Regions from separate parts of the Homo sapiens genome. Here region 1 is linked to region 2. A link is a loop called in an ENCODE intact Hi-C map of the cell type or tissue named here. Cell type or tissue: endothelial cell of umbilical vein. All regions are shown on one strand. Links, peaks and the distances in the headings refer to the core of each region. The heading gives the core; the rest is flanking DNA. Region 1 has its middle 160 kb from the start of LINC01915. Region 2 holds the start of LOC105372028 (a long non-coding RNA gene).

The links. Peaks named below come from ENCODE experiments on the same cell type or tissue, not always from the same donor. Only the 100,000 strongest peaks of a DNase experiment are listed, where the experiment ranks them.
Region 1: it touches region 2 in a loop (3-fold over the local background); 1 of 110 quality-filtered maps calls a loop at or near these places.

Annotation. Positions count from the first base shown.
Region 1 is chr18:24,779,976-24,789,968 of GRCh38, forward strand. No RefSeq gene overlaps it. Among named protein-coding and RNA genes, the nearest start is that of LINC01915, 160 kb to the left of the region's middle. In endothelial cell of umbilical vein, for the core only: no CTCF peak of the experiment used is centred there; no DNase peak of the experiment used is centred there.
Region 2 is chr18:24,720,648-24,730,640 of GRCh38, forward strand. LOC105372028 (a long non-coding RNA gene) reads left to right here and starts at 5,134. Exons shown (of 3, transcript NR_134604.1): 1 at 5,134-5,357; 2 at 6,028-6,110. In endothelial cell of umbilical vein, for the core only: a CTCF peak has its summit at 6,239 (motif pointing left); a DNase peak (open chromatin) is centred at 6,234; H3K27me3 peaks cover 278 bases.

The sequences.
Region 1 (9,993 bases), core at 2,140-7,139, 58 kb after region 2:
GATCTTGTTTATACCCTTAATGGCTCCACATTGAAACTTAGAATAAATTTCTTACTGTGGCCTACAAGGTCCTGTGTGATCTGGATTCTCCTATCTCTCCAGCTTCATCTCTTACCTGTCTGGCCCTGACAACACTAACCATCTCTCAGTTGCTAGAACAAATCAAGTCTTTCAGGCATGAGGGGCTTTGCTGTTGCTGTTCCCTGTGGAATTCCCTTCTGTTGGCCTACAAATTGCTTATTCCTTTCTATCTCTTAGTCTCAGCTAAGCAAGATGAATAAGCTCTAGAGATCTGCTGTACAACACTGTACCTATGGTCAGTGACACTGTACTGTACGCTTAAAATTTGTTAAGAGGGTAGATCTCATGTCAGTGTGTTTATTACAATAAAAAGGGTAGGTCTCACTGTTATTTTCCAATTGTTCCTATTCATTTCTTTGAGAGTACTTACCACAACGTGCAAATTCATTTAATTCACTTAATTCCTTTTTTATGTGTGCATTGTTATTTTCACTAGAATGAAATCTTCAAGGGGACAAGAGTCTCGTCAATCTTGTCATCATGACAATCCTGGTATCCTGTGAAATGAAAATATGTAGAATGTTTTCACAATATGTTTGAATGAATGGATGAATGAATGAATGAATGAATGAATGAATCCTTATTTCACAAATGAAGATAAGACTTAGGAGGCACATGACTTGCCCAAAATACACACTGAGTGGCAAGCCTGGGTCTCCAATCACATTTTCAAACCCTGCAGTCTGTGCTTTGATTCCACATAACATAGACTTTCATGTTGCCACCTGAAAAGCAGAAAAAGGTAATGTTCTTGAAATCCATTTTTTTACCAGAATCCTATGTACGCTTCCCTTTTCCCTCACCACTAAAACGGGTGGCTTTGCAACACCAGCAGCCTGGCTAGTTTATTCATTTTTCATATTATAAAATGTTATTAAACTGCACCACACAGATAAGTACTAGAAAAATTGCCAGGTTATTTTCCTAACATAAAATTAGCCAATTTGCCTGTGTATGGGATTGGAAGGGATGCAAAGCATCCCATTCAAGTGATTAACCTCTTAGTTAATAAAAGCAACAATTTCATGTGTATAAATAATATAATAAAAGAACATTCATATCAAAGTTATGTAGCCCTCCCCTTCCTGTGTTCATCTCCTTAATTGGTAAATAATTCATCACACTCTGAAATGAATTGTGTTCCCACCCACATTTCTTCATCCAATTATCATGAAATAGGAAAGCAGGCTCTTTCTCCCTTTGGAAGGCATGAGATAATAAAATTGTTCAGGGCTTTCCTGAGCCTGTGCTAGGATAGACATAGAACCCAGCCGGCATGGGCCTTGTCAGGTAACTGAGCAGTGCTTCTTGAGGCTCAGAAGAACTGAGCTTGTCCTTTCAGTTTGACCTCCTGCACCCAAAGTTCATGTATTTGTCTTTCCACTAGAGTGCCCATAAATATTACCTGTTGTGAGTGTGACTTTCAATAGAAGAAAGAGGCTGTGTGAAAGAAGCCAGTTGGCTGAAAATTTTAATATGACTTTTGCATCAAATGAGTTGCACAGATCCATTTTTACAATGCTGATGAGCCACAATTCCTGGACACGGAAATGTCCTTTTATGTTGTAAATTATGTAAGATTATTGCTGAAAGTTTCTTGTGGGAGCTATAATTTTTTCCCCTTTGGACTTCTTCATGTGTGGAAAAAACCCTACATTAGATATAAATTAATATACTCTTGGGCTGATGACCTTTGGTTTTTTGCCTTTTACCTTTAAATTAAGGTAGAATAATGCCCAACATAGTGCAATTTGCCTTTGCAAAACTCTTATATGTATGTCACTATAATTCCCAAGGATGGTCTTGCTAATAAATCCCATTAAAAAATCCCTTTTTTGAATCGTTTTCGTTCCTCTCATGAGTTCTGTTTAGAATTTTATCACTATCATATGCAACAGCTTTAACTTTGTCGTAGATAGATCACAGAGGTTGTGTACTGAACTTACAATAGCAGTGTTTATACCTGGGGTTTCTTTATTTTCCCTCCAATGCATTAGAGTTTTATGGAAAAAGATAAAACAGTTACTGCCTCCTTTACCACAGCTTTTTGAATAGCCTCTTCAGCTTGAAGTTTATGGATGACGAAAAATCATCTTAATTTGCAGATGGTGGAAGCACTGTTTTCTGGGCCTTAGTCTATAGCCAAGCAAAGGGGGAAATGGAAATGTCAGCAGCAGCATTTATGATGGACTCGGTGGGGAAACTTTTCCTTTTGAGTCAAGATGGCGCGAATTACCCAAGTGGGCTGGTGAAATGTTGTGAATGAGATTCAGCCATGAGCTTTCATTCTTCTTCATTGTCAGTTGCTCAATTACAATATTCAGCTTTACCTTTTGTACAATTTGAAGTTGTAGCCTATATTTTTGCTTAAAAATGATAGCTTGAAGACAAGACATTTTAATTCCTCTCTAAAAATGTCCCCTTCTCTTTTCAAATAAATAAGCTATTCTTCACTCTTGCTTGAGAAACGGTATTGTGAAATTCTGGTTATTTCTGCTACTTACGGCTGCTCTACAGAGACAAAGACATTTCTGTAGAAATGAACAATGGGAAAAGAACTATACCGGAATTAGATTGACTGGACTTGCTCAAGCAACTATGTCTTAATCTTAATTAACCAGCTTTTGACATCTGGATGCGGGAATTGCCGGCTCTGTCACATGAGGACTTTATAATCAGTGTCCTAGGGGTGGCTATCCTGAGAATTTTTCTCTGTAGAGTAAATTCTTTCTATCAGACACTGTACACAATATCCCAATCCACAGCAGTGAAACTTTGATCAAGGTCAGGACAAATGGACTTGGAAGAATTTCTAGTTGAGAAGGGCAGCTATTTTTTTCTGTGACTGGCAGGAGAGCAGCTTTTCTTTAATTGGGAAGGGCATACTCTAAGAGCAAGGTGCAGATTTGGGGGTGGTCTTCCCATGGCATGCTGAGCACGAAGGCCTGCCTGTCTAGCCAGACTGATCAGCAGAAACAGCTTTCTTCTCCTCAGATCCATCTCCAATCTGATGATTAGCAGTGCTCAGCTAAGGATTAGAGAAGAGACAGTCTGCTGCCAACAAGCCCTTTTTCTAAGCAAGATCGTGAAACACACAACACTTGTAACATTGATTTTGGTGGCCCTCTCCCAGACCCCCCAGTCTCCCTCCTCCTGCCAGATCTCCACCTCTCTTGGTTGCTTTTTCTCCTTTTGCCTCATCTTCAAAATCTAGCTAGCCATTGTCCTGGTCCTTTAAAAGTCCTGATCTCACCACCTTGATAGTAGAAAGGGACCAGGGAACTAACATGTACCAACCTTCTATGGTAACCAGCCCTTGTTTAAGAAGATACAGCTGTGCTTGCATTTGAGCCGCAGTTACACATATAAGCCATCTCTATTTTACGGATGAGAATACCGCGTTTCCCAGTTGCCTAACAGCACACAGCAAGTAGAGTCAGAATTGGAATAAAGTGTCTCTGACTTCAAGGACTATGCTCACCTTACCCTTTCTACTTCATCCCTGCAAGGTTACATAATTTCTTAAACCCAGTTAAAATTCACTTATTCACATATAACATTTTATAGGATGAAGTTTTCAGTCTGAGACAGGTTGACAGGGGAGAGCTTTCTGATCAGACTAACTTCAGACCCAGAAGGCAGGGAGTCCCTCAAATCCTTCCACATGGCAGGCTGCCTCCTCTGTCTTTACTCATAGGTCCAGTTTTGACAGGGACCAGGTCATGACCCAAAAAAATGTGGCTGATTTTGTATAATTTCTGTTTCATTAGGTGACATTTTGCCCTGCTTTCTGTGACTCTGATATTTCATGTAGATTTACACATTTGCCTTCCTAACTCAGGCCCTATTCATCCACTCCAGAAATTACCTGGACTGCCGTGTTCTGACATAGCCTGGTTCTCCACCAGTGGTCTCACCTAGTGCCCTTTGGCTCTGTTGTAAGTATGTGGTTCATTTGCAATCATGTTTCCATTGTCTCACTGTTGTAATGTTCTAAAACTCTGCCCAGTCTTTTTTCACAGTTCCTTATTCCTTTTTCTGCCCATTACATTTGTGCTATTGGCTCCATCTTCCTTCTCGCATTCTCCAGTATTGACATATACTTTTATTTTTTTATACCTGATGGATGCAACAGGGTGTTAAGTGGGATTTTTCTTGTGGTCTGAGAGCTAGAACCCAAACCCGAGAACAGGTATGCATTAATTGTCTTCATCTTCTAAAGGAATCTGTATTAGTCTGCCCCAGCTCCTTAACAAAGTACCACAGACTGGGTGGCTTATACAACAGACATTTATTTCCTCTCAGTTATGGAGGCTAGAAGTTCAAGATCAAGATGCCAGCAGGGTTAGTTTCTTGTGTGGCCAATGTCCTTGGCTTGCAAACAGGCACATTCTCACTGTCTTTACGTGGTCTTCCCTCTCTGTGTGTCTGTCCTTATCACCTCTTCTTATAAGGGCACCAGTCATATAGAATTAGGGCCCACTCAGTGGCCTCATTTAACCTTAATTACCTCTGTAAAGGCCCAAATCTCCAAATACAGTTACATTCTGAGGTACTGGGGGTTAGGACTTCAACATGTGAATTTTGAGGAGACACCATTCAGTTCATAACAGGATCCAATGGTAAATGTGTCTGGATAGCTCCTTGGGGCTTCTTAAAAGGTAACCATGCTGATGGGGCATGGTGGCTCATGCCTGTAATCCCAGCACTTTGGGAGGCCGAGGCAGGTGGATCACCTGAGGTCAGGAGTTCAAGACCAGCCTGGGCAGCATGGTGAAACCCTGTCACTGCTAAAAATACAAAAATTGGCTGGATGCAGTGGCACATGCCTGTAATCCCAGCTACTCAGGAGGCTGAGGGAGGAGAATCACTTGAGCCTTGGAGGCGGAGGTTGCAGTGAGTCGAGATTGCGCCATTGCACTCCAGCCTGGGTGACAGAATGAGACTCCATCTCAAAAAAAAGAAAGGGACCATGCCTTTTTGTGCTACCTTCACAATCATTCCACCCCACATATATGTAGGAGAAAATCACTGGGTGGGTAAGTGAAGCGGGGACAGGGAGTTGGTCAGCTGGAATGCAGTATTTGTAGTAAAGAGATTTCCTCTTCCTTTCCTGTGGGGGTGCTGACCTCCTTTGCCTACAAGCCGCATGAGGGAAATACCAAGAGTATTACTGGTAAGGATTGGATGTGCCTATAAGGAGTGGTGACTGTCATCCCAGCCCTGGCTCGGTGCTTGCAGAGTCTGCTCTAGTGCTTTCTGGTGGAGAGGAGTAGGTATGAGGAGAAAGCTCTTGAGAAGGTCAGCTACTGTCTTTGAAGTTTGGAGGTCCCCATGACCTAGTGACCATTGCCCATTTTGGTTTCCCTTTAATCTTCAAAGGCACAAAGCTTGCTGGGATAAATAGCATAAAGAGACTGGAAGAAGATGGGGATACCTTTCAAATGCCAATTCCCTGAATCCCTTGGAGGGCACAGAGAATCTGCATTGGTCTCAAGAACTCAAAAGAAGAACCATGGGGATTAAAAAGGAGGCACGAATCATAAAACATTCAGGTGATTAACAAGAGTTAGCTCTGCCTCCTTCCAGAGAGAAGGTTTGGGGGCACTGAAGAGTGGCAGGGACCAAAGAAAGGTGTGACTGTCCACCCTCTCTGAAGGGGTCCTTCTCAGTATTGGGAACTGTCCCAAGAAAACCATGGACACTATTTGCACATGGGGGAGCACTGCACAGAAGATAACCCCAAACCAAGCCAGAGGAAGACCACTCCCAGAAGTCAGCCAATTATATGAGATAATATCTGCTATCTCTTCCATCCTTCTTCCTGACTTCAGCACATGGGATGGGCTAGAGATCTAGATGGAAGAGGAATGTGAGGTGTCCCCAGAACAGACTAGATCCTCCACTCCAACCCTAAGGTTGGGGAGGAAGAGAATTGAGAAGACGATGTAACTGTCCTCTTGAGCTGATGCCTTGCTACCTCTTAGTAAGTGGAAAAATTAAATATCAATTTGGAGAAGAGATCACAATGTTGGACTATACTGGGATGAATATTTAATAGCTGAAAATGCCTGGAAAGCTGTGAGTTTTGCTGGGATATTTGAGGTTGGAAATGGAGATTTGACATCAAGGTGAAGGCAGCAATTTGAGAACAATAAAACCATTGTATCTAAATGCAGTTCAGACCATTCAGTCATAAATTGTATTTGATTGCTGTTGAAAAGCCACAATGAATGTTATTGTTTGGCAAGAATAATTCCGTCGGTCATTCCAAGTCACTGGTTAGATTTTAAGGTACAATTGGATTAAAATAGATAATTAGGAAGCACATTTCTCATTATTCAGGATGGATTTAGCTGATTCACAACTTCAGTTGCAAGAGATTAGACTGCAAAATTAGAGATTAGATTGAAATATATTAGACTGAAAATTTCATTTTTTATTTTAGTTTGCCTTCTCCCAGACAGTGTGTTGACGTGGAAGCTGTCAGGGCTCAGAAGATCTGGGGTCTAATGGCTCCATCCATAACCACCTATATCAAAGCAGTCACATCTTAGGAACTTATGGTATCTTGATTTCTTTCCATTGTTACCCTAATTCAGTAAGCATTCGCAAAGTATCTTATGAGGATAGCGGCTTTAGAATTAGACCATGTAGGTTAGAATCCAGGGGCTATAATTTACTGGCTGTGTGATCTTGGTCAAGCTACTTATCCTTTCTGAGGCACTGTTTTCTCATCTTTAAATGTGGATGTGGCAATTGAACTGGGCCACAAAGAATCAGTAGAATCTCCTCTGTAAATTGGAGTATTTGAACTATGTGATGTTTAAAACCTCTTCAATTCTAAAAGCCTATTCTATATAACCCCACAGGGAAGAGAATGGATTTCAACAGAATCGTGTGGCTTCAGATGATAAAGAAGTAAGAATTTCCAGGTTAGATATCAGATATAATACTTACAGAGGTTCTGGATTTGTCCTCCTAATTAAAAAAATAAACTAGTGACTTGTCTGATTGTATAATTTTGCTATCATTCTGCTGAAAGTTAGAGATGAAGTGAATCAGTAGTTTTCAAACATGAGTCCAAGAATGGGCAGCATTTGATTCACCTGAGGAGGTTTTTATAGTATTATCAAAATCTCTGTATTTGTTGATTTCTTATCTACTTTTTTGGGGTCAATTACTGAGTGTTAAAATCTCCAACTCTAACTGTGGATTTGTCTCATTGTTTTTTACTTCTGACAGTTTTTGCTTCAAGTATTTTGGAACTTTATTATTAGGTGTATACACATTTAGGATTTTTTTCTTGAATTGAACCCTTTTATCATTATGAAATGTCCCTATTTATCTCTGTCTTGTCTTGAAGTATGCTTTGTCTGATACCTATATAGCCACTCCAGCTTCCTCCTGATTAGTGTTTGCATAATACATCCTTTCTATCCTCTTACTTTTAACCAATATGTATCTTTCTGTTTAAAACTTCATCTCTTTTAAACAGTATGCATTTGGGTCTTTTCATCTAGTCTAATAATCTCTGCCTTTTAATTACAGTGATTAATCCATTTAGATATAATGCAATTATTAATGTAATTAGATTTAAGTTTATCATCTTGCTATTTGTTTTCTATTTGTTCCATCTATTGTTTGCCCCTTTTTTTCCTCTCCTTTTCTGCCTGCTTTTGGATTATTTTCAATATTGCATTTTATCTCTACTATTGGTTTATAAGCTATAGATATTTGATTTATTTTTAAAATTGTTGTTCTGGATTACAACGTGCATCCCTAATTTATCAGAATCTACCTTGAATTCCCATTATGCCACTTCCAATATACAGAATTAAAAAATGTATACTTCAATCATACGTTCTGTTATGTATGTTATTGATCTAGTTTGAATTTGTGTCCCCACCCAAATCTCATGTCAAATTGGAGGAGGGGCCTGGTGGGAGGTGGTTGGATCATGGCGGAAGATTTCCCCCTGGCTGTTCTCGTGAGAGTGAGTGAGTTCTCATGAGATCTGATGGTTTAAAAGTGTGTGGCCCTTCCCCCCTTCCTCTTTCTCTCCTGCTACCATGTGAAGAAAGTCTTTGGTTTCCCTTCACCTTCTGCCATGACTGTAAGTTTCCTGAGGCCTCCCAGACATGCTTCCTGTTAAGCCTGTGGAAATGAGTCAATTAAACCTCTTTTCTTCATAAATTACCCAGTCTCAGGTAGTTCTTTATAGCAGTGTGAAAATGGACTAATACAGTTATAAATTATAAAATACATTGTTAATATTTTTACCTTAAACATCAACTATCTAAATAAGGAAATTTTAAAAACAGGCAAAAATATTTTTGTTGGCTCACATATTTATTATTTTTAGGACTTTTCACTTTTTTACATAGAATTGAGTTCTGATATCATTTCACTTCAGCCTGAAGAAATTCCTTTAATAACTTTTGTAGAGCAAGTCTGTTGTTGATAAATTCTCCCAGCTAATGTTTATCTAAAACTATCTTTTTCTGTCACTTTTGAAAGGTAATTTTAGCTGGATATAGAATTCTAGGTTGATACCTATTTCTCTTTTGGCAGTTAAAAGATGCTATCTCATTGTCTTTTGCCTTGCACTATTTCTGAAGAGAAATCACCTTCCATTCTTATCATTGTTGTCCTGACTGTAATATGTCTTTTGTATCTGGATATTTTTAAGATTTTCTCATTATATTTAATGTTCAGTAATATCACTATAATATGCTTAGGGTTTCCTTTTTACCTACTCTTCTTGGGGTCTTTTGAAGCTTCTTGTATCTGTGGGTTGATATCAAATTTGAAATATATTTGGTCATTATTTCTTGTAATACATTTTTTTTCTGCCCCAGTGTCTTTCTAATCTGCCAGAATCTCTCTCTCTCCTTTTATTCTGGTACTCCAATTACACACATGTTAGCCCATTTGATATTATTTACTAGGTCACTGAGGCCCTGTTCATTTTCCCTCCAGTATTTTTCTTTTAGTGTTTAAGTTTGGAGAGTTTCTAATCACCTAAGTGTGCTTATCATCTCTTCTGCAGTCTCCAATGTGTTGTCAAGCTTATCCATTGAAATTTTATTTTCGGATATTATACTAATTCTAAAATTTCCATTTGGTTCTTTATAAACAGTTTCTGTTCCTTTCCATAGAGTCCTTATCTGATTACTCATATATCCACCTTTTCCATTAAATTACTGAATATATTTATAATAGCTGTTTTAAAATAATTTTCTGCTAATTCCAGTAATTAACTGTGTTACCTCTGGGTCTATTTATATTGCTGGGATTTCTCTTAGTTATGAATCACACTTTCTTGCTTTTATGCATGTCTAATAATTTTTATTATGTGTTAGACACTGTGGATATTACATCATTGAAAATATGCCCCCCCCCCATTTCTATAAAGAAAGTTGCATTTTGTACTGTTGGAAAGCTCTTAGTGGTAAAACAGCTTGACCTGTTGAGGCTTGGCTTCAGGCTCTGTTAGAGAGGTCTAGAGTAATCCTACAACTAAGGTCTGGTCTTTTTTGGGTCTTAACAGACCCAAACAGAGTTTTTAGAGCATTCTTTACACTCTGGCTGGTCAGAACTTCAGCATCTCCCAGTCCTGTGCACCTTCAAAATGTCCATTCTGTTCCCAATGCTTTGGTAGCTGTTGTCTGCTAGCTCTCACAGAGTCTAACTTTGTAATTGTACAAATTAATATTTGATCAATAATTTAAGGAAACCCTTATGCAGATTTCTGAGGGTCCATCTATTTGCAGTTATCTGCTCTCTGGTGTTCACACCACACATTCTAATTGTCTCTGCAAATTTAAATTCTATTTGAACTTAGGAATAAAAGGTACCTTAAATAAAAGGCAACATTGTAATTTAAAGATGAATTATATCTCTATAGTT
Region 2 (9,993 bases), core at 3,377-8,376:
TTCATCTTGAAGAACTTAAATTTTAGTATGTATTGTAGCAAAGTTCTGCTGTAAAGGAATTTTCTCATTTTGTCTACCTGGAAGTTTCTTTAATTTCTTTTTGAACAATGATTTTACTGAATGTAGAATTTCAGGTTGACTTTTTTTTCTTTCAGTGCTTTGAATATGGTATTCCACTGCCCACTGGGTTACATTGTTTCAGATGAAAATCAGTTGCTTATTCTGTTATTCTTTTGTCCAGGATTAGTCATTTTCTTTTGCTGCTTTAGAAATCTTCTCTTTGTTTTTATCTTCTGGTAGTTTGACAATGATGTATCTCTATGTGGTTCTCTTTGTGCTTATTTTATCTGATGCTTGTTGAGCTTCTTGGATCTGTAAGTTAATGATTTTCAAGTTTTCAAGTTTTGGGAGATTTCAGCCATTATTTCTTCAGTGAATTGTCTTCTGCTGGAACTCCCATCACACATATGTTGAAATGCTTGATGTTATCTGGCAAGCCTTTGAGGATCTGTTTATTTTTCTCCCTTTATTTCTCTCTGTTCTTCAGATTTAACAGTTTCCATTTATCCATCTTCAAGTTTCCTCTTCTTTCTTTTGCCATTTCAAGTTTGCAGTTGTTCCTAGCTGGTGATTTTTTTTTCTTTCAGTTATACTCTTAAACTCTAGAATTTCCATTTGGTTCTTTCACATAGTTTCTATTTCTCTGTGTGGACTTCTTACTTCTTGACCAGTTGTTAGCATATTTTTCTTTTATCCTTTGAGCATCATTTTCTCTAACTCTTTTTTGTTTATTGTTTTAGTTTAATTATTTGAACATATCTATAACAGCTGTGTAAAGTCTTGCCTGCTAAGCCTAACATCTAGGATCACTCAGAGTCAGTTTCTAAAAATTGTTTCCTCCCAAATCCTCCAAGTACAGGTCATACTTTCCTGTTTTTTACATGTCTAGAAATTTACATTGTGGAAAACCTCTCCCACACAATATGCAACTGCTGATGCCTTGGCCCATCTGTTTTTTCTATTTCTATTTTTTAACCTGGCTCTCTAGAGGTCACTCCTCTGTCTGTATAGTTTAATGGTCAACTAATGACGGCTCAAGCTTCGTTCAAACACCTTGAACCTATTAGACTTCCATCCTGTGCCAATTGAGTTATGTGAGGAACATATTCAAAGTTGCAGCCAGTTCTCACGTCTCCCTTGGTTTATCACATTTCCTAAGGGACCTCTGGATCTCTCCTACACACGGGTAGTTTAGCCATCAGCCAGGGATGTGTGGAGAGCTTATCTCAGCCCTTTCATGATGTTCTAAATTCCAAGATTGCCTTATTAAATTTCTGGCTGGTCAGTCACTCACCTTAAACTGAGAAACACAACCTAAGTCTAGAAAAGCTGCAGGTTTTTACAGTCTATTCCAAACCAAAGCTGCCATATTTAGCTGTGAATGTAATAGAAGTTTGTTCCTTCCCCTATACCCCAAGGCAAGCCTGCCTTCTTTGGCAGCAAAATCCCTTTCTAATTACAGCCCGCCTAGGTTGGTATGGCCATATTCTTGCCAATTGAACTGAGGAAGGGGAGCATAGGAACAGCCCAGGCAAGAGGCCACAGACTTCCATCATTCTTGCCCAAAAACTCAATCAGTTTTTGTGTATTAGAATAAATTCTGCTTAATTTATTTTTTGGCTTTGGTAGGTTTCTGCATGCCAAAACAAATTTTTTAAAAGACAATTTTGTCCATTTTATGCTTGTTTTCTCTAAAGGAGGATACCTGACCTCTTCATTATTTCTATTTTCGAGGCAAGGTCTTGCTCTGTCACCTGGGCTGGAATGCAGCAGCATGATCATAGTTCACTACAAACTCAAACTCCTGGGCTCAAGTGATCCCCCACTTCAGCCTCTTGAGTAGCTGAGACTACAGCACACCCACACCTGGCTATTTTTTTGTTATATTTTGTAGAGACAGGGTCTCGCTATGCTGCCCAGACTTGTCTTCAACTCCTGGCTTCAAGTGATTCTCACTCTTTGACCTCCCAAAATACAGGGATTACAGGCATGAGCCACCATGCCTGGCCATTATTTTTATCTTTAAATTTTATAGGTACATAGTAAGTGTATATATTTATGTGGTACTTGAGATATCTTATGTTGCCAATACCAGAAGGTAAAATCTGCTTCTATAATAAATTTGCTAGAAAGTAGTATTTAATAAATATGTGTTGAGCATGATTTGTTGAAAGGCAGACTCTGTGCTGAAAAGCCTTCAGAGCATAATAAACTAAGTATCTCAAGATGCCAGGTTATTCTAGGAACAAAAATAAATGTTTGTCAAGTGAATACATGATCTAAAGCATCAGCCAACTTTTTCTTTGCTTTTATGAGAAATTGAGGAATAATAACCTAGAAACTCTTTTGAAGCTTTTTTTTTTTTTTTTTTTTTTTGATGGAGTCTCGCTCTGTCACCCAGGCTGCAGTGCAGTGGCATGATCTCGGCTCACTGCAACCTCCGCCTCCTGGATTCAAGCAATTCTCCTGCCTCAGCCTCCCCAGTAGCTGGGACTACAGGCACCTGCCACCACGCCCAGCTAATTTTTTGTATTTTTAGTAGAGATGGGGTTTCACTGTGTTTCAATCTCCTGGCCTTGTGATCTGCCTGCCTTGGCCTCCCAAAGTGCTGGGATTACAGGCGTGAGCCACCACGCCTGGCCTGAAGCTTTGTTTTGATAATAAATGTATTGATTTATTTGAGCTATTATATTAGATTCTGCTAAGATAATAAAAATTCCGTACTCTTCTACATCTTAAGAAGCCTTTTGCAGAGGTTCAATATCACTTACTTTTCGTTTACATAAAGAAAGGCAGAGCAATTACAATATAGGTAACCTTTCCCTGTAAAGGTTCTTACCCTCTTCTAGTTCAAATTCTGCATGAGCTTGTTGGAAGTTTTGGTGATATTCACCAAATGTGTCAATAGGATGGTGCTGTGTTTAATTAATAAATGTTTCCATTTAGGGATTAAACAAATTCTAGCTGTGAAGGAAGCCATCTTCATAAAGCCAGGTATTTCTGAATTAGGTTGGTGGATTGGGTTTATTATCTCGCTAAAAGCTTCATTTAATCTGAAACTATACATCAGAGGTCTCAGATTGACAGCCTGGATCCAGCCCACAAACATGTTTTATTTGGCCTGCACAGTGTTCTAACAAACTCTCTTGTTATCATTTAAAAATCAGAGATCTTGTGCAGCAATATAGATTTTCTAATTTGAAGATCTCACAACACAGCTTTGCTTCCCTGAGGCAACAGTTGGCCATCAGCCCTTTAGAAGGTCCTGGAGCTCTGCTCTCCAGCTCACCTCAGTCCTTGCCTAGCCCCACCTGATTCGCTTTTTAATGACCACCTGGCCCTGTAGACATTTGATTTCAAGATTTTTTGGGACTGTGAATTTCTCTAAGGCCAGGTGGCTACCAGGGGGATAAATTGGTCATCAGTGGAGGATTAAGCTGCATGTATTTATCATAAAAGAACTTGGATCAAATAAGAAGTATTTGAGCCAGGTTAGAGAATAATATTCTGCATCCAGAGTATATATCAGTGAAATCATTTAAAACTGAATTTGGAGAGATTTGGATAAAAAGTGTTTGAGCCAGGTTAGGGAATAATTTTTTTCATCCACAGTATATATCAGTGAAATCATTTAAAACTGAATTTGGATAGATAGGAGGAATAAGTTCTAGTGTTCTATGCCAGTGTAGGATGACTATAGTTAACACTAATACATTAAATAGTTTCCAATAGCTAGAAGAAGGATATTGAATGTTCCCAGCACAAAGAAATGATAAATGTTTGAGATAATGGATATGTTAATTACCCTGATCTGATCAATATACATTATATGTATCAAAACACCACTATGTACTCCATAAATATGTACAATCATTATGTCAATTAAAACAATTTAAAAAATTTTTTTAAAAATCTAAAAAGCCAAAATGGGGGTAGATGAAGAATAGCATTGCTGTATCTAAAATAATTAAATTGAAATAATATAACTGCAATGTATTTATTCATTTATTGTTCATTGATTCACAAAATATTTACAGATCGAGTGTTTCTGGTTCACCATCATCTCTCTCTAGGACCTGAAGTTCCTCATATATAATAACCATAATATAATAAGTATTCTATACCTAATAAACTCTCCCATATACATTCTGTGGATAAATAAATGAATGAATTGCATCCATATTATTTCATTGCTCTAGAAAATGAGATAACTTGCTGGGCAAGGTGGCTCACGTCTGTAATCCCAGCACTTTGGGAGGCCGAGGCGGGCGGATCACGAGGTCAGGAGATCGAGACCATCCTGGCTAACATGGTGAAACCCCGTCTCTACTAAAAATACAAAAAAAAAAAAAAAAAAAATTAGCCGGGCGTGGTGGCAGGCGCCTGTAGTCCCAGCTACTAGGGAGGCAGAGGCAGGAGAATGGCGTGAACCTGGGAGGTGGAGCTTGCGGTGAGCCAAGATCGTGCCACTGCACTCCAGCCTGGGCGACAGAGTGAGACTCTGTCTCAAAAAAAAAAAAAAAAAAAGAAAGAAAAAGAAAATGAGATAACTTACTTCCTCAATTTTCCCCCTCCCAGCAACCCTCAAATTTCTATTTTAATTGATTTAAAATTACTATCTAGTGTATTAGTAAATTTTTTCACACTTCGTTAGTGAAAAAAAAAAGAATTTTAAAAAACCAACCTGAAATATTAGACTTTTTACCTGTAACTGGGTCTGAACAATCTAGTTCTCATAAAGCAGAAAAAACCGAAACTTGTGGAAGCAAGCAGCTTATTATCATGAAGAAGACTTCAGCCTTCCAGTTTCTGGATGAAACTAGGGGCAGTAATATTAGAAACCCGAGTGGACCCTTTGCCTGAGAAACATGTTCATCTCTTAGTAATTTGGACTAGAGAGCATGCAAAATATGCATCAATATAAAATCAACTAACACAGATTCCAGGGTCACAAGCCCAAATAACAGTAAGATCTGTAAATATCAAGGAAAACGTAGATTTAAAATTTCAGATCAGATTCATTCCTCCACTCACAGCTTATACATATTGTGGTCAGAAGCTGGAAGTAAGCCTATGCTCTAATTAACTCTGCTCTGGGAGGCGAGGCTCTCACGAGAGAGAGGAGAGAGATGGGGGTGGGGGGTGGAGAGGATTGGGAGCACTTCAGAGAAAAGATCTGAGAGAAAAGCCTGGGACTCTGCCACCCAGCTCCCTGGCCCCTGGGAGAAGCCATGGCAGATATTTGGGATGAGGCAGCATGCTGGTCCCTCAGCAGCATCCTTATCACGTCAGCTGTGGTAAGTGATATTCTTGATACTTGCTGTTTTGCCAGAAGTTAGAATATCGCTTTTCTCTTGAATTGATACATGCTGCTTAGAAGCCACTGGGTTTCTTGGCATGTCTATTTAGAATTACAGATAACCCAGTAAAAATTTTCAAACATCATGTAACATGTATTATCAATCCAGGCACGTGTAGATATTTGGACTCACGGAGACAGAGGAGTGTCATGGAAAAAGCATTGCATCAGGAATCAGGAGGCCTGGGGCCTAATTGAATCTTTGACTCTAATGTGATTTTAGCAAGGGGGCTTAACTGCACGGAGGCACTGTCTTCTCTTCATGGGAGACCATCCCCGATCATTGCTGCTATCTCCATAAATCCCAAAGGGAAATGATACTCAGTCTATTCCAGAGCTGCAAGACTTACAATCTCCCGGTCAGGATTTTTAGGCTCTAATCCATGTAAGAGATCCTGGTCTTTTAGCAGAAATAGAAATGTTCTCAAGTAGGGCACGCTGTTAGAGAATTTTTAAAAATAAATTGGGAAGTCATTGGTAATTTGTAGTAAGAAGAAAGACTTGTTTTATAAATCAAAATGCCAGAGTCTAAAACGAGCAAGAATTCCAATTGCTGACTATGAATATCTGAATACAGCACTACTTTCTAATTGCTTCACTTGCTACAGAGAGAAATAAAACTGTGAGACTGTGAAGTGTATAAAGGATTCTACCGCTCTCCCGGGGCTTGGAGACCCACAGATTGGAGAAAGTAAGTGAGTGTCTTTCTGACCATTGAATCCCTCACTCTCACTGCGAGTTAGAAAGCTCTAAGGACTTTAATGAAACCAGTCTGCACGTCCTAAAAAGTACTGAAACAGCTGGAGAGACAGCGCCACCTCGTGTCCACCTAAAAAAACTCCCTGGCAATCATCTTTGCGGAAATTGGCCCCAGTAACTTCCATGAAATAGGGCAAAGAAAATAAATCCATCAAAGCTGACTGGATAACAGAGAGAAATGCCAGCTGAAAGCATTTTTGACTGTTGATGACTTCAAAAGCCAGGAAACTTAATCCTAGCCTTATGTTTCTTTCTCCGTGCCCAAAAGGCAGCCGAGCTCGTCACTAAACCAGCGGAGGTGAAACAGGTCACTAAGTTTATAATGTAGTTGGTTACTGGCTTTCATTTTTTCTCTGCATCCTGGCAGCAGGATACAGGCAGCTTGTTATAACTTAGAGGGGGCTCCTGGAAAGCCTGCTTGCTGGGTGTATTTCTGTAGGCGTGGGCTCACTGGGAATATTATTACCTCATGGAGTCACGAGTTTAATAGCATTTCTTCCACTTCATTCAGCACAGCACCAAGTTACAGTGACTCTGGCTGCAGCACATTGCAGACACACATTGTTCCCTGCAGCATCACGTCTTCACGGTCCCATGTGGGTCCCAACCGCGCTGCCTGCTCTTGCACACATGCGCCATTCTCACACCTGCAGGCTCTCTGGCGGGGTCTTCTCCACCTCCTACATCCCTAGCTGGTTTGCACCTCTCTCTACCCCTTTTCTCTCCCTTATTCTCCTACCTCCCTCTTCCCGCCGCCTTTCCTTCTACTCTGTCATAATGACTATCATTTGCGGCACCTGCCATCGCTTTGCACATCATTTGCCACTTGAGATATTTCTGCGTCTGTCTCGCAGCTTAGGAGACTGTGGCTCCTGGAGTTGAACACAATCAGGGGAGAGGAGTGCTCTGCTCTCCTCATGCCGCTTGCAGTCTCCTGAAGTCCTTGCCACCGAGGGAGCTTCACTAGCAATTACACTCCTGACCACCCGATGCCCCTCTGGCTCCTCTTAGAAGAGGAGAGGAGTGATTTCATCACCTGGTGAGTTCCTAAGGAGAACAGGGTTTGTGCAGCGCAGTCCCCAATGCCCTGCCCCCTACAGGAGTGAGGCCACCTGCAGACAGCCTGCATCTGGTGCACCTGTTCCTTCTCCCCATCTGTACATTTCACGGGGCCACTCCGTCCCTGTGCTGCAGAGGAATGGGTGGGGGAGGCTGTCCAATCTGGAGGCTCAGGGGTGGAGAAGCCCACCCCACAGATAGAAACCATGACCTCCACCATCAACCCTGTCAGTAATGAAGGTATTTTCATTTCCCACCTCTCTTGCTGCAGACCTTTCATGTGTTCTTCACTGGGACACCTTGAACTCTTAACACTTAGGAAAACATTTTTTTTCTAATCCAGAGCAGAAAGTTTGGAAGTTTAAATTCTAGCTTCACATGATTCAACCCCAAATGAGGTTTTTTTTTTTTTCTTTTTTAATTCGAACCAATTTGCTGCGATGTAGAGAATGTTCTGGATTGGCGATCAGAAGGTACGGGCTCTACACAGGGCTTGGAGCTTTCCAGCTTTGCAGCTTTGAGTGAGAACCTGCTCTAGGCTTCGGTTTCCCCATCATGGCTTCTGTGATTCCAGGATCAAGAGTTGGCCATTTAGAGGTACCAAGAAGAGGTGATGCTCACTTTTTAAGTCCTTCATCTACTTGAAATGAGCTACTGCTTGTTTAACTTTTCTCTTTTTGGAAAAGTTAATGCTTTTTCCAGAGACAGCAAATTCATGGAGCATTTGTCTAGGACTCCCCCCCAATCCCTTCCCCTTCCCCCAGCCTCTATCACAGTTAAGAACAAGCCTCAGGCCTTCTTTATTTGTTGTTATTCACCCCGAGCATGGAGCTGCCAGGATGTTAGATTTTTTTTTTTTGAGCCCAAAATTGGGACACTTGGATTAACAAATTATTTTTTATTTGACTTGTAAATTTGTCCCAAAGTTACCCGCTTTGAATCACATCGAGGTATGCATTTACTACTTTGGCTTTATTGAGAAGAATGACATAATGTGAATTGTGGAGAAACTGTAGAGCTTAAAGTCACCTATAGGAAAGTAGAAGAGGCAGCAGTTCCATGGCCTCTGTTTTGCAAAGACAGGCAAGAATAGGAGGTGAGAAAGGGATGCAGTTTGTCCCCTCCCAACTGCAGCCTCACTCTTCACCTCAACCTCACTCTAGTTTTAAGATATTTTAGTACCATTTTGAGTTATCATTTCCCTTGAAATAATTACTTGCTTCCTAAGACCTTGATACACTGAACACTACCCATACCAGATACAATCTACATTCTGAGTGGCCAACACCATATTTTCATCCCAAGTTCAAGTCCACCTCTCTTGCCACAGAAAAGAATGGGCTCTGTCCTGGACTTACAGGCAAGGGAAGAATTGGAGTGGAATGTGATTCATGGGATGCATGTTGGTTTTGATGCCATTCTAGAAAATTGACAGATATTGGCTCCTTTGTTCCTCCTTTTTTCTTTGGTGAATTCATTTCTCCTCTCTGGTTAATGCCATCTATATGCTGTTAATTCCAAAACTGGTATCTCCATCCTGGACATGTCCTCCAAGTTGCAGATACGTGCGCACACACACACACACACACACACACACACACACTATATATATATATATATATATATATATATTTATAAATATATATGCATATAATTATTGCCTCCTCATCAGGAGGAGGAAACATTTGGATGCCTGACAGGAATCGCAAAGTTAGTAATCCCCAAACTAAGCTCCAGATATTTTCCTCCCATGTCTGCTCTTTCCTAGCCTTCTTCATCTTTCATCTCAAAAAGTGGCTTCTTTCTGGCAGCTTGGGCCAAACCTTGGAGCCGTCTTTGACTGCTCTCTCTCACATCCCGTATCTGATCTGTCACCAAATCTGGTCATCTCCACCTTCCAATTATACCCAGGTTTTGATCATTTTCTTTACTTTCCCTGCTGCTACCTTGGTCTCAGCTGTCCACATCTGTTGCTTGGACATCTACAGTAGCCCCTAGCCAGTCTCCCTTGCTGCCTCCGATCCCTCTCAGCCCAGCAGCTTACATGATCCTGTTAAAACACATCAGATCATAGCACTCTGCTGAAAACCCTTCTGATGGCTGTCTATGTCATTCAGAGTAAAATCTGCTACATTGTACTCTTAGCTGCCTCTGTTTCCTCTCTGCTCTCATCTCCTCATTCTGTTTCTGCTGCATTGATCTCTCTGCTTTTCTTTATGCTAGGCATGCTCTCGCCCCGCATCTGTGCACTGACTGGGTCCTCTGCATGGATGCTCTTTCCTTGGAGTCCATGTCGCTCACGCCCCACCTCCTGCAGCTCTTTGCTCCAATGCGTGGCCCTCCTCTGGCTATTCTAAAATTGCACCCCTCACCACCAATTGTGTCCTTGCCACTATCTCTGCTTTATGCCCTTTGCATTTATTATTGTTTAATATACTCCGTATGCTACTTATTTATACTGTTTTCTCCGGAAGAAGGCAAGCTCTGTTAGGATGGGGTTATTCCCAGCTATGTTCCCAGCAAGTAGATCCAGGTGCTCAGTGAATATTTGTTGAATAATTGAATGAAGATGAGGGACAAATTGCAGATGAGGAGGAGAAAAGGGATGATGTAAGTGTTTCCCCTCATGTGGGCATCTGGAGATTGAGCAGGCAGTCACTCATTTCAGCAACGGCAGGTGGGCTTGTGATGGGGTTGGGGAGGAGGAAGGAGACTCACTGGAGTGTCCTGCTCCAATGGGAGTTAACTCAAAACAG